2 separate regions of the Homo sapiens genome follow, and region 2 is linked to region 1. A link is a loop called in an ENCODE intact Hi-C map of the cell type or tissue named here. Cell type or tissue: endothelial cell of umbilical vein. All regions are shown on one strand. Each heading gives the region's core, and the rest is flanking DNA. Links, peaks and the distances in the headings are about the cores only.

Region 1 (5,896 bases), core at 471-5,470:
CCCCACTAAACACACACACACACACACACACGCACATGCGTGCACATACACACACACACACACACACACACACCTTAAAGCAACTGTCCTCAGGCATTCCAAGGCAGGAAATCCGCCCCTGGTTGGGGCAATAAGGGGGTGCACTGCCTGTTAAGAGTTTTAAAATCATAATAAAGTTCAATTAAAAGTTGATTTGCTTTTTATCATCACCTTGCACTGATAATTCTCAATCATGTCAGTGATAAAATACTCCTTCCTCTGGGCAGACAGCTCCCACTACTCACTATGCCATTGAGTTCAGAAAAGATGGGTTATTTACTTAAAACAGGTAAGAAATTATGCTGACAGGAAATTTGGCAGTGACAGACTTTCCGTACCCAGAGACCTCAAGAGTTCAGGGGCCAATGAAAAGGAAAATCCAGGACTTTCTACATAAAACATTCCAAGAAAGTCTAGACAGGGTGGAATAGGAGGAATTGGTCTTGGAAATCATTCTGAATGGCTTCCTAGTGTGTTGATGAGGGTAAGCGAATGCAGCCCAGGGGAAGGGCTACTCCCTTTAGCCTGAGTGTCTAACAGTTGTGGGCAATTTTATCTGTACTATTCAAACCTGGATATTGGATATTAACAATTCAATCTGTGCTTTATTGATCTTTTCTGTAGAAGATAAGTAAGGAAAAGTGCCGCTTTAATAATTGCACAGCCTGTCAACAGCAAAATATGTAAAATAAAGGGTTTTGATAAGCAGGTGATCTTTCGGAAGGTATTGGGTCAGCTGCTCTTGATAACTCCCCCTTTGCTGTGAACTCGCTCCACGTAACACAGCTCACTTCATATCTACAACTGCCTCTTCTGAGGTTAGCCACCATGGCTGACCATGGCCCTTGGTGACTTGTGTCCTTTCTCAGAGCCGAGCTTTCACCCACTTATACTGAGTACCATGAGTAGGACAATTCTTGCTCCTCATTGCCTGTTTCCCTGCAGAGCTAGTGCTCAGACACTTGTTTCCACACCATTTTACCACTTCTTCGATTGCAGTGGTTGAAACAGTCTCCATTTCTGCTAATGCTGTTAATTCAGGATAAATTCTGCTATCATGAGAAAATGCCAATAATGGAAATCACTTTCAGCTGTAACTGCATTTTCAATGATGAAGAAACATAGGTATGAACACACATACACACACACACACCCGCACACAAACACACAGTAACATATATTTAAATTAGAAACAAGGTTGAAGTTGCTAATTTTCTTGATTGTACTGTATTTCCAACAAGAAGGCAGTCAAATCTAGTGCAATAAGTGACAATCAGTGGCATAAGACCATTATTTACATAACATATGTATTGGCCTATGCTTCACCAAGCACTGTGACATTAACTGTCTCAAAACAATCCTGTCGGTATTATAATATTATTATAATATAATTTTTATGCTACAGATGAGGGGAAACACTAAGGCCGTAAAATTAAAGACAATTTTTCCAGATCACATTACTAGTAGGGGAAGGAGTTCAAACTGGTCTTCTTTCTGCTTCCTAATGGAGCAGGCACATTTACTAAATGGCACCGATGCTGCCGGTGTAGGTCTTACAGAAATAATTACGACAGTGATAAAGAACTATATCAATGATCTCTTAGCATCCTGGCAGGGAAAGAAAAGAGACAATGAGTTAATCCCTAGCAAAATGCCATGATGTGTAAAAAAGAGAGAAACAGCTCCACTTCCATTTCGCAAGCACCTAAGTCAGCGCTTGCAAAGTTATCCCTAATTCAACAGCTTTTTTTCCATCCCTTCCTCTACTTCTCAATCTACCATTTAGCTAACATTTTCCAGTAGTTAGTTTCCAGAAATTTGCCAACATTCTTGCATATTCAGCCTTTAAACATTAAATGAGAATACACAGGGTATATGGCCTTATGTCAATCTACCTTCTCTACATTGCCTCTTCTAGCAAGCATTAGCATTAATACCGACATGTTTACATCATAATTACTTTAATTTCCTTGGCCCCAACCAGACCCGGAGTGTGTCAATCCACAGTGATTTCCAGGGTGGGGAATGATAACTGGTCTATGAAACATAAATTACAATAAATGCTTGGAAACTTGGCATATCACTTCTAAAATGATCTCAGCCTTGTAGCAGGGAGGGCACAAGCCTTTTACATTGATATGGATAACTCACAGTTTTCCAGGTCTTCATGTTCTCATTTCTAAACAAGAACAAAAATTATTATCCTTGTGAAGAAAAGGGAACCCTTATATACTGTTAGTGGAATTTTAAATTGGTACAACCATTATGAAAAAGGTGTCAAGGTACCTCAAAAAAACTAAAAATAGGCTGGGTGCAGTAGCTCATGCCTGTAATCCCAGCACTTTGGCAGGCCAAGGTCGGTAGATCATTTGAGGTCAGGAGTTTGAGATCAGCCTGGCCAACATGGTGAAACCTCACTTCTGCTACAAAAAAAAAAAAAAAAGCCAGGCGTGGTGCTACACTCCTATAATCCCAGCTACTAGGGAGGCTGAGGCAGGAGAATCACTTGAACCTGGGAGGTGGAGGTTGCAGTGAGCCGAGATCACTCCTCTAAGCTGGTGAGCCTGGAAGACAGAGCAAGACTCCATTTCCAAAAAAAAAAAAAACCACACACCTAAAAACAGAACTGCCATACAGTCTAGCAATTCCACTTCTCGGTATATATTCAAAGGAAATGAAATTATTAATGATACATTAAAGAGATATGTGCACTCCCACATTCTTGTAGCATTATTCACAATAGCCAAGATATGAAAACAACATAAGTGTTCACCAGGAGATGACTGGATAAAGAAAATTTGATAAATATTTACAATGGAATATATTACTCAGCCCTTAACAAAAGGAAAATTAGCCATTTGTGTCAACATGAATGAACTTTGAGGACATTATGCTAAGTGAAACAAGCCAAACACAGAAAGACAAATACTGCATGATCTCACCTATAGGTAGAAACTAAAGAAGCCTAACCTATGGAAACAGAGTAGAAAAGTGGGTGCTACAGGCTAGAGGGTGGGAGTAATGGAGGGATTTTTGTCAAAGGGTACAAAATTTCAGTTATAAAATGAACTAAGTTCTGAACATCCAATATACAACATGGAAACTACAGTTAATAATAATGTATTGCATCCTTGTCATTTGCATATACAGTACATCTGAAGTGTGCTTACCACACACAGAAAAAAATGGTAACTATGTGAGGTGATGAACATCTTAATTTGCTTGATTGTAATTATTTCACAATATATATGTACATCAAATCATTTTGCATACCTTGAATACATACAATTTTTATTTGTCAATTATACCACCTATAAAGCTGGGAGAAAATAAAAACACATTATTTTCTTTATCTTTTCTATGAAAAGTTACAAATATGAACATTTTGATATCAGAAAAGCATGTCAAGTTCCCTGGAGGAAACCAATAGGTAATATTATTGCAGAATTGGCAAGACCCTTTACTGGTGAATTAGTCCATTTTCGCATTGCTATAAAGAACTACATGAGACTGGGTAATTTAGAATGAAAAGAGGTTTAACTGACTCAGGTCTGCAGTCTATACAGGAAGCATGGCTGGGGAGGCCTTAGGAAGCTTACAATCATGGTAGAAGGCAAAGAGAAAGGAGGCACATCTTACATGGCAGGAGAAGGAGGAAGAGAGAGAAGGAGGAGGTGCTATGCACTTGTAAACAACCAGATCTCATGAAAACTCACTATCATGACACCAGCAAGGAAAAAGTCCGCCCCCACAATCCAATCCCTTCCCACCAGGCCCCTCCTCCAACACGGGGGATTACAATTGGACTTGAGATTTGGGTGGGGACACAAATCCAAACCATATCAACTGCGTTTAGAACATAAAGTCAGAAACCTTTCCCCTTTATAAGTTATGCAATAATTTAGCCACCTAGCAATGTTGCAAAGCTAAGTCTAGGCAATAAGAATTTTAACTGGGATGCGGACAACTATTTGCCCACTTCTTCTTGTACAAACATCTATATTTAGGGGCTTATTATTAAGAACCAATTAATAGTGAAAGAGGTTAGAGTTAGAGGCCAAATAGAAATGATTGAAATTTTATGAGGAATGTTTCAATATTTCTTACACATTACAAATCCAGATACACATTGGTCAAAATGCATCTACTGACTACCTGCTGTGTTCAAAGCACTGTGAGTACAAGACAGAAGACGATCTTGTGTTTATCGAGTACCTACTATGTTCTAGGTGCTGTGCAAGGCACATTTAGTTGTTGTGTATCTGTGAGTGGTGAGGGGAGTCAGGGAGGGCCAGGAGGTGTAACAGGAGAGAAACAGAGTATTCTAGCTTGAGGCTCACTTTAATTTATCACTGGGATTCATACATATATGGCAAACTTGTGAAATTACCTGATTATTTGCAGAAGAAACTTAAGAGTCTCTTAATAGAGTAAATTCAGGCAAACCCCCACTTGGTCCATGACAGTGCCTTTTATCAGTGGGGTGGAGCAATCCATGGGACTGTCACTTTGATTTGTGTTCTGACCTAACTTTGTATGGACTCATATATTAACATATGGTACTCATCCATTAAGAGGTATTTAAATTAAAAGGTTAGAGAGAGAGAGTCTTTCCATTTTGACAAGGGTGCAGGGTGGTTTGTGCACATGGAGGACTATAAATAATTCAATAAAATTTTAGCTCCTTGAGGGCTTGACTAAATCAGTCACACCACAGTGGTGGCAGGGAATTAGCTACCATGCCTGCATACTGGCACCTCCTCAAACCAACCATCTTATAAGAGCAAAAGCCAGGCCCAGATGTGGAATACACTGTTGGCTGATCTGGGAGCATCAGGAGTCCTTGGCATGGACTGGACACTGGTGGCAGTGGTTCGGCATGAGGCAGAGACAATGGGTATCACCAAAGGCACCTGAAGCAGGATGGGTGCCTTTTCTTAACGAGCACATATGAGACACCTCTATGGTGGGGGTGCTGCAGGGGCTGAATTTATTACAATAGCATCCAGAGAAAGACTTTTTACCCTACATGATCCTGCAACACATACTTAACATGGAAAATATATTTTACTTTATTCCTCCTAACTGCCTGACAATAAAAGTTTATTAACCTTATCTTACTGATGAGGGATTGTAGCTAAAAAAAAGTTAAAATCTCTTCTTAAGGTCACTACATGGGTTGAATGGCAGCCCCCCAAAAGATATGTCCAGATCATAACCCCTGAAACCTGTGAATATTACCTTATATAGCAAAATATGTGAATGAGTAAATTTAAAAAGGGGATGAGCCCATTCTGCATTATCCAGGTGGGCCCTAAAGGCAATCATGTGTATGTATCCTTATGAGAGAGAGGCAGAGGGAGTCTGGGGGACAGATAAACGAAAGAGAAGACATACAGGAGAGGAGGTGGCAAGGTGACCACAGAGGTGAAGATTGGAGTAACGCAGCCACAAGCCAAAGTATGACTGGAGACACCAGAAGCTGGAAGAGGCAAGGAATGGGTTCTCCCTAAAGCCTTTAGAAGGAGTGCAGCTCTGTGGACACCTTGATTTCAGACTTCTGGCCTCCAGAACTGGGAGAGAATAAAGTTATGTTTTAAACCACCAACTATCTGACAACTGGTCACAGCAGCCACAGGAAACTAATACAGTCGCACAGTAAACTACAAAAGACATGTTTCAGATCTAAGTTTGTCCAACTTTAAGGTGTGTTCCCTTTGGGCCCCACGGGGATTCCCCCGACATACTATCAACACACTCTACAACTCTTAGGCCTACCATGACGCACACATGTGCTTCAGCTGCCACCACCTTTTCTTTGGAAATACATTGCAAAGGGTTGAGAAACTTTGGCGTT
Region 2 (5,896 bases), core at 435-5,434, 82 kb after region 1:
TTAAGCGACTTCTCCAATGATGCAGAGCTAGTAAGTGGCAGACCTGAATTTTGAACTAGGTTTGTTGAGCGCACAAATCTTTATTGTTAACCACACAATAGTTTCTCATATTCCTGGAATAATGAGATCCCAACTTTATCTAAAATTATTTCTGATTTTTCTTCTTACCTTTGCCTGTCCTGATGTAACTGTTACCTGAACTAATCAGTTAGTCATATAATTAGAAGAAATAAATGAGCATTTACTGAATTTCTCCTTTAGACTAGGTGTGGAACTAGGCACTTTCAACATTATTCATTTAAACCTGACAACAATTTCATGAAGTTGGTATTATTGTTCATATTTTAAACTTGAACATGTTGGGACTCAAAAAGTTTATGGTACTAATACAAGGTCACAAAACTAGTAATGGGCAAATCCAGGGTTGAATCTGAGTTCCTCCAAGTTCATGTTCTGTTTTCTTTCCATTTGTTTCACTAGCAGAGTATAAGCATGACCTTGGGAAAATTACAACTTTAATGCACCTCAACCTTAATATCAGTAAAATGGAATAACAAGGCTTCCCTTAAATTTCCTTGACTGAGTGCTAGAGATGAGCACATATAATTATCAGATAGGGATATGCTTTGGAATTTACTGCCCACTGCCCTTTCTGGGTTACTCTTCACAAAGGATTTTTGGTGTCCTAGAAGGCAACTTACCTCTGGGGATGTGGTCACATCTATAAGCTGACTTTGAGTTATTCTGATAAGGGGAAGCCACTGGGAGCATGATGGAGCCACACGCAGCAGGGCCCGTGCAGTGAAGCACAAGGATGGGCTGCCTCAGTGTGGGCCAACACCCACAATGACAGTGTTTGCAGGGGCAGCGTCGTTGCCACTGCATCCTTCATTGCCATCCCTTACCCCTATTGCATTTGCAAATAAACAAAACACAGATAAATGTTCTTGGCTCTGTGTCTAAGCCCAACTGGCCTGTAGGATGTTTAATTCTGGCTAAAACAACCCATTCTAGCCCCTGTGCTTATTAAATGGCTATAAGAACGTGCCTGGCAGAACTTCTACTAGTGAAAGGGGAAATGACCAAGGCCTCCAGCTATTGCCCTCTGAAACCTGGCACCAGGTGTTCCCAGAGGTCACACTTCCCATAGGTAACTGCCAGCCAATGCCTGAGCAGGTAAAAATACTAAGACAGGTCCATGCCTAGGAGATATGGATTCTGCTAACAGCCAACCTTGGCTCCAGGACTCCCCGATGGCCTTGCGGAACTTTCATTAGACTGCACGCCTATCTAGGACTTTTCCCCTCTCCTTCCCTGAAGCCAGTCTTGGATTAAGGTCTGACATTTCTCCCAGCACCCGCCTCTAACTCCACATTTTTGCTCACAGGCATTCCACTAACTGAATGCTCATACATTTAATGTCATATTGGTGTCTGCTTCGTGAAGACCCTGGGCAAATGTAGCTTATGATGTCTCCTTCTGCTTAGCTTTCTTTTAATTCCACCCTTCAGACCTTCCCCATGGTGCAATAATTGATTCCCCCAAGTCCCTACCCCCAGTTGGAAGCTTTTCCTGTTACCTCTTATCTTCACCACTTTGAGGATATATAAGTCATTTTACCTTAAATTATGGTTATCTGTGTAGATATTTTATCTCTTCTACCAGATGTTGAGCCCCTTGAACCTAATGGCATCAAAACTTATTGATATATTATATCACACTATCCCAGGCATTGTCCTATGGTTTTACATATGTTACACATATATTTAATTCTTGTAAACACTCTGTGAGGTATGCATTATCAAATCTATTTTACAGAGAAGAAAATTAAAGCCCAGAGAAATTAAATGACTTGCCCAATGCTGCACAACTAGTTAGTGTTAAAACTTATTTTGAATTTAGGCTTTTAGACTAAATCCTGTGCTCAAATTATTATTCAACCCCTGTCAAAATTCCTTGCTAACATAATAAGTGCTAGGTAGCTCATCCTATTTCTTATCTTAACTCCTTGGAAGCAGAAGGCTAAATTTTATGCCTGGTTGGAGCAGATGTCCTTGACTTGGGATTCAGTTACAGTTATCATTTCCCAGTTCCAAATTTATTATATAATTCTTGATAATTCTTGTTTTTTTTAAAAAAAATTCTTTATTGCTGTAGTTCTAATGTACATGAGTCTTTTTCTTGGGGGAGTAAGCAGATATAAAAAGCAAGGAAGAACCTCTGGACCTGTACGCTTTGAGTTCAGATGCGTATGAACACACAGATACATTTCTCTGTCAAAGTCAAAGCAGGCTATGAAAAATAATCTCAGGGAAAGCAGAGGCCAGGTGGTGCTTTTCTCTGTTAAAACAAAAAGAAATGAATTTTTACAAATTCACATAGCAATTTGGTTATGGAAATTAAAATGGAATTCGGTACTCTCAGTTCCCAGAGCAAAGACCATGTTGCCTTCACAGTACAATGAAAGAGCATAATGTCTACTATGACTATACCAACATGTATATTCATGTGTCTTGAGACAAGGTATTGTAAATGGAAACCAGGTCTATGAAGCCCCTTACTTGACTTAATGGCACTTATCTGCTCTTGAATTCTTTATTACAATGTTCTGTTTGTAGTGTAAATTGTGTTATTAAGTATTGATGAAAATTCCTAAAACTACCCCTCTATCCAAAAGTTGGATGCAATATTTGCATGAGTTATGAAAACTGTTGTATATAATGAGTCAGAACGCTGCCTTATGAGTTCTATGGTAAAAAAAAAAAAAAAAAAAATTACAGTCCAGCTCCATGAATGTAATTATTCAGTCACCTAGTCTGATTTATCATCTTCATGAGAAACTAAGCCATGAAATATCCTCTGCTAGAAATCAGCCTTCGTTCATTTTGCAAATACACTTGAGAGAAGCAGGAGGAGTGAGAAAAAACAACAAATGATCTGCCAGGACTAGAGGAAACATATTTCTTTTTCTTACAAAAAAAAAAAAAAAAAAAAAAAAAAAAAAACTTTAGTAATCAAATGTTAATTCTGAAATAGATAAATGGGAAAATAACTACACACTCCTCTATATGGTTTTGGCAGTGTGAGCCTTACTCCGGGCTAGAGATGTTTGCTTTCATGCCTCTTATTCAAGAGCAAAAAATAAGGGTGGGGGACACAGAAGGAGGAGCTTCTGGGCATGAGGCGTGTAGGCGTTTGGAGCTCTCCACTCAGACATCCTCATATGCCACAGTTGGTAGCTGATTAGTCCTTTGCAGGCTGCAGGGCCTCTGCTGGCCCCTGCTCACTGCTCATTGCACAGATTAGTGAAAATGAGTCACAGCATGTGCAAGCATGCAGGGCTGATGAAATCCACAGAGGTCAGCTTGCCGAGAAATCCTTTCAAAGGCAAACAGGAACTTCTGACAGATGGAAGAGTGGGAAGCAGATAAAGATGTTTCAGGGAAAAGAGAAAGGTGAAGTGGGGAAAGAACCAAGCTTCTGAGCTCAAAACAACATGAGACTGCCTAGTGAATAGGCGCTAGAAATGCAGCAAATATTTTGAATTTGCCCTTTTTTTCCAAATCTGTTTTAAAGTAGCTCTTATGCACTACTAAACATGCATACAATGTTTGGGCTTTTCTATTCCTTTAATACAACTGTTGTCACTGGGTTGGGAGGACCTCGTGTGAAAGCTGGCAGTTGCCTATTCTGATTTGTGGGAAAACTTAAACCCTGCTACTTTGGTCTTTGTGAAGGTCCCTGGAATTCTTAACATTTAAAAAGTATTTAAAGGCCCAGCCAAAAATTAAACTGGGTATAAGCAATAACGGAGCCCATTGTAAATGAGATCGTGGAAAAACACTCTATGTGTGTGAATCTGTATATATGTGCATGTGCTTTGTGGAAGCAGGAGCTTGAATTTGGGTCATGAGATATACAGAGATGCTTTTGAGAACAATGAACAATTGTTATGAGAAATTGAATGTGTGCTAAAATTTCTCAGCATGCTAGAGACCTGCATCTGGAATCAGACATAGCAGAGTCTGAGTGCCAGTCTTATTCCTTGATATGTCAATCTGGGCCACTAGCTGACCTCTCTAGCTTCAATCTGGGCATTAGCTAACCTCAAAGCTTCAATTTTTATTATCTTACAAAATGGGGTGATTTTAATATTTAACTCAGGGTCCTTATGCCTTATGAGTTAAAACTGGTAAAGCATATAGCTCATTGCCTGACCCATAGAAAACAATCAATAAATTATTATTACTACTACTACTACTGTGTTGTACCAGGCCCCTGGCAGTGCCACATGTGGAAATACCAGAAGCCTGATCTCAAAGTGAAAGAGTATGACCCCTTGAGGAAGGCCAGCACTGGCCGGTTTCAAAATCAACTATGAGCCAGGGCATAGGAGTTAGAGACCAATCATAGTGCTTGTGCCCATCTTCCCTCGTCATGGGAGGCACTATCGTCTCACATCCTCCTGTACTTTCCATATGTGCCATCTGAGTTAATGAATTATCAAGATGAATCAGAAGCTCTGCTAGAAACCTTTGCCCACAACTCTTCCCAGACGAGCTGAGGCATGAAGAAACCAGGATCATACCTCCTCGACCATAGGGAATCACAATCTACTATGTCCTTGGAAATAGAGGATCAGCTTAGAACCACTTAGTTGCATCAAAGCTGTAAGTGCCAGATGGCTGAGATATTGTCCTCATCAGGACAGGCACAAAGGGAAGTTCCCTGGATCATTTTGAGGGACAAAAATTAGGACCAGGTGGTGGCTCATGCCTGTAATCCCAGCACTTTGGGAGGCCAAGGGGGGCGGATTACCTGAGATTAGGGGTTTGAGACCAGCCTGGCCAACATGGTGAAACCTGTCTCTATTAAAATACAAAAATTAGCCTGGTGTGGTGGCAAACACCTGTAATCTCAGCTACTCAGGAGGCTGAGACAGGAGAGTCGCTTGAGCCCGGGAGCCGGAGGTTACAGTGAGCCAAGATCATGCCACTGCACTTCAGCCTGGGCAACAGAACAAGACTCCGTCACTTGTCTTCACCAAATGGTACTACAGGACTAACAAGCAAGAGTTAAGTACAAGCAGAGGGTTGTCCCTCTGATCCCATGCTTTTCTCTTGTTTCAACTAGTAGGCTTCACATTCTGTGAGGACAGAAACCTTGTCTTAGCCATGTCTATATTCTACCTATATTGAGCAGCATTTGTGTGATCTTATACAGTTCTATATATGTTTGCGGACTTGGTTTTTACTTTTAAAGAAATCTCTTTTTGTATAAACACAGCTTTGTGGTCCCTTTTTTTTTCTTTTTGAGACGGAGTCTCGCTCTGTCACCCAGGCTGGAGTGCAGTGGTGCAGTCTCAGCTCACTGCAACCTCCACCTCCTGAGTTCACGTCATTCTGCTGCCTCAGCAGCAGTAGCTGGGACTACAGGCCCCCGCCACCATGCCTGGCTAATTTTTTTTGTATTTTTAGTAGAGACAGGGTTTCACCATGTTAGCCAGGATGGTCTTGATCTCCTGACCTCGTGATCTGCCCGCCTCAGCCTCCCAAAGTGCTGGGATTACAGGTGTGAGCCACCGCACCCAGTAGTGATCCCCTTCTTAAAAGGCTTGACTCATCATGTAATTGTTTATTTGCAAGATAGATAGTTTATATATAATAATACTATTACTGTATTTCTTTTGCCATGTTAATATGGCGACACTTTACAAAAAGCAAGAAATAGTGATTCTTTACCTCTTTGTATCTTTATTTATTTCATCAAATGGTTCCTTGCCAAGAAGAAAAGCAAAATGCAAAATAACCTCAGAACATTTACAGGGTCTTATCCACCTGTGCCCTCCCTAAACCCAATACAGACTCTGACTCAGACTAAATATTCAACATATCTT

What was found. A loop is a pair of places that touch in the nucleus more often than their neighbours do. Peaks named below come from ENCODE experiments on the same cell type or tissue, not always from the same donor. Only the 100,000 strongest peaks of a DNase experiment are listed, where the experiment ranks them.
Region 2: a loop joins it to region 1, with 4 times the contacts of the local background. A loop is called at or near these places in 5 of 110 quality-filtered maps.

The regions. Positions count from the first base shown.
Region 1 is chr15:47,463,477-47,469,372 of GRCh38, reverse strand. It overlaps a transcript of SEMA6D not described here. Among named protein-coding and RNA genes, the nearest start is that of SEMA6D, 250 kb to the left of the region's middle. In endothelial cell of umbilical vein, for the core only: no CTCF peak of the experiment used is centred there; a DNase peak (open chromatin) is centred at 2,832; H3K27ac peaks cover 2,364 bases.
Region 2 is chr15:47,381,924-47,387,819 of GRCh38, reverse strand. It overlaps a transcript of SEMA6D not described here. Among named protein-coding and RNA genes, the nearest start is that of SEMA6D, 330 kb to the left of the region's middle. In endothelial cell of umbilical vein, for the core only: no CTCF peak of the experiment used is centred there; a DNase peak (open chromatin) is centred at 3,309; H3K27ac peaks cover 1,629 bases.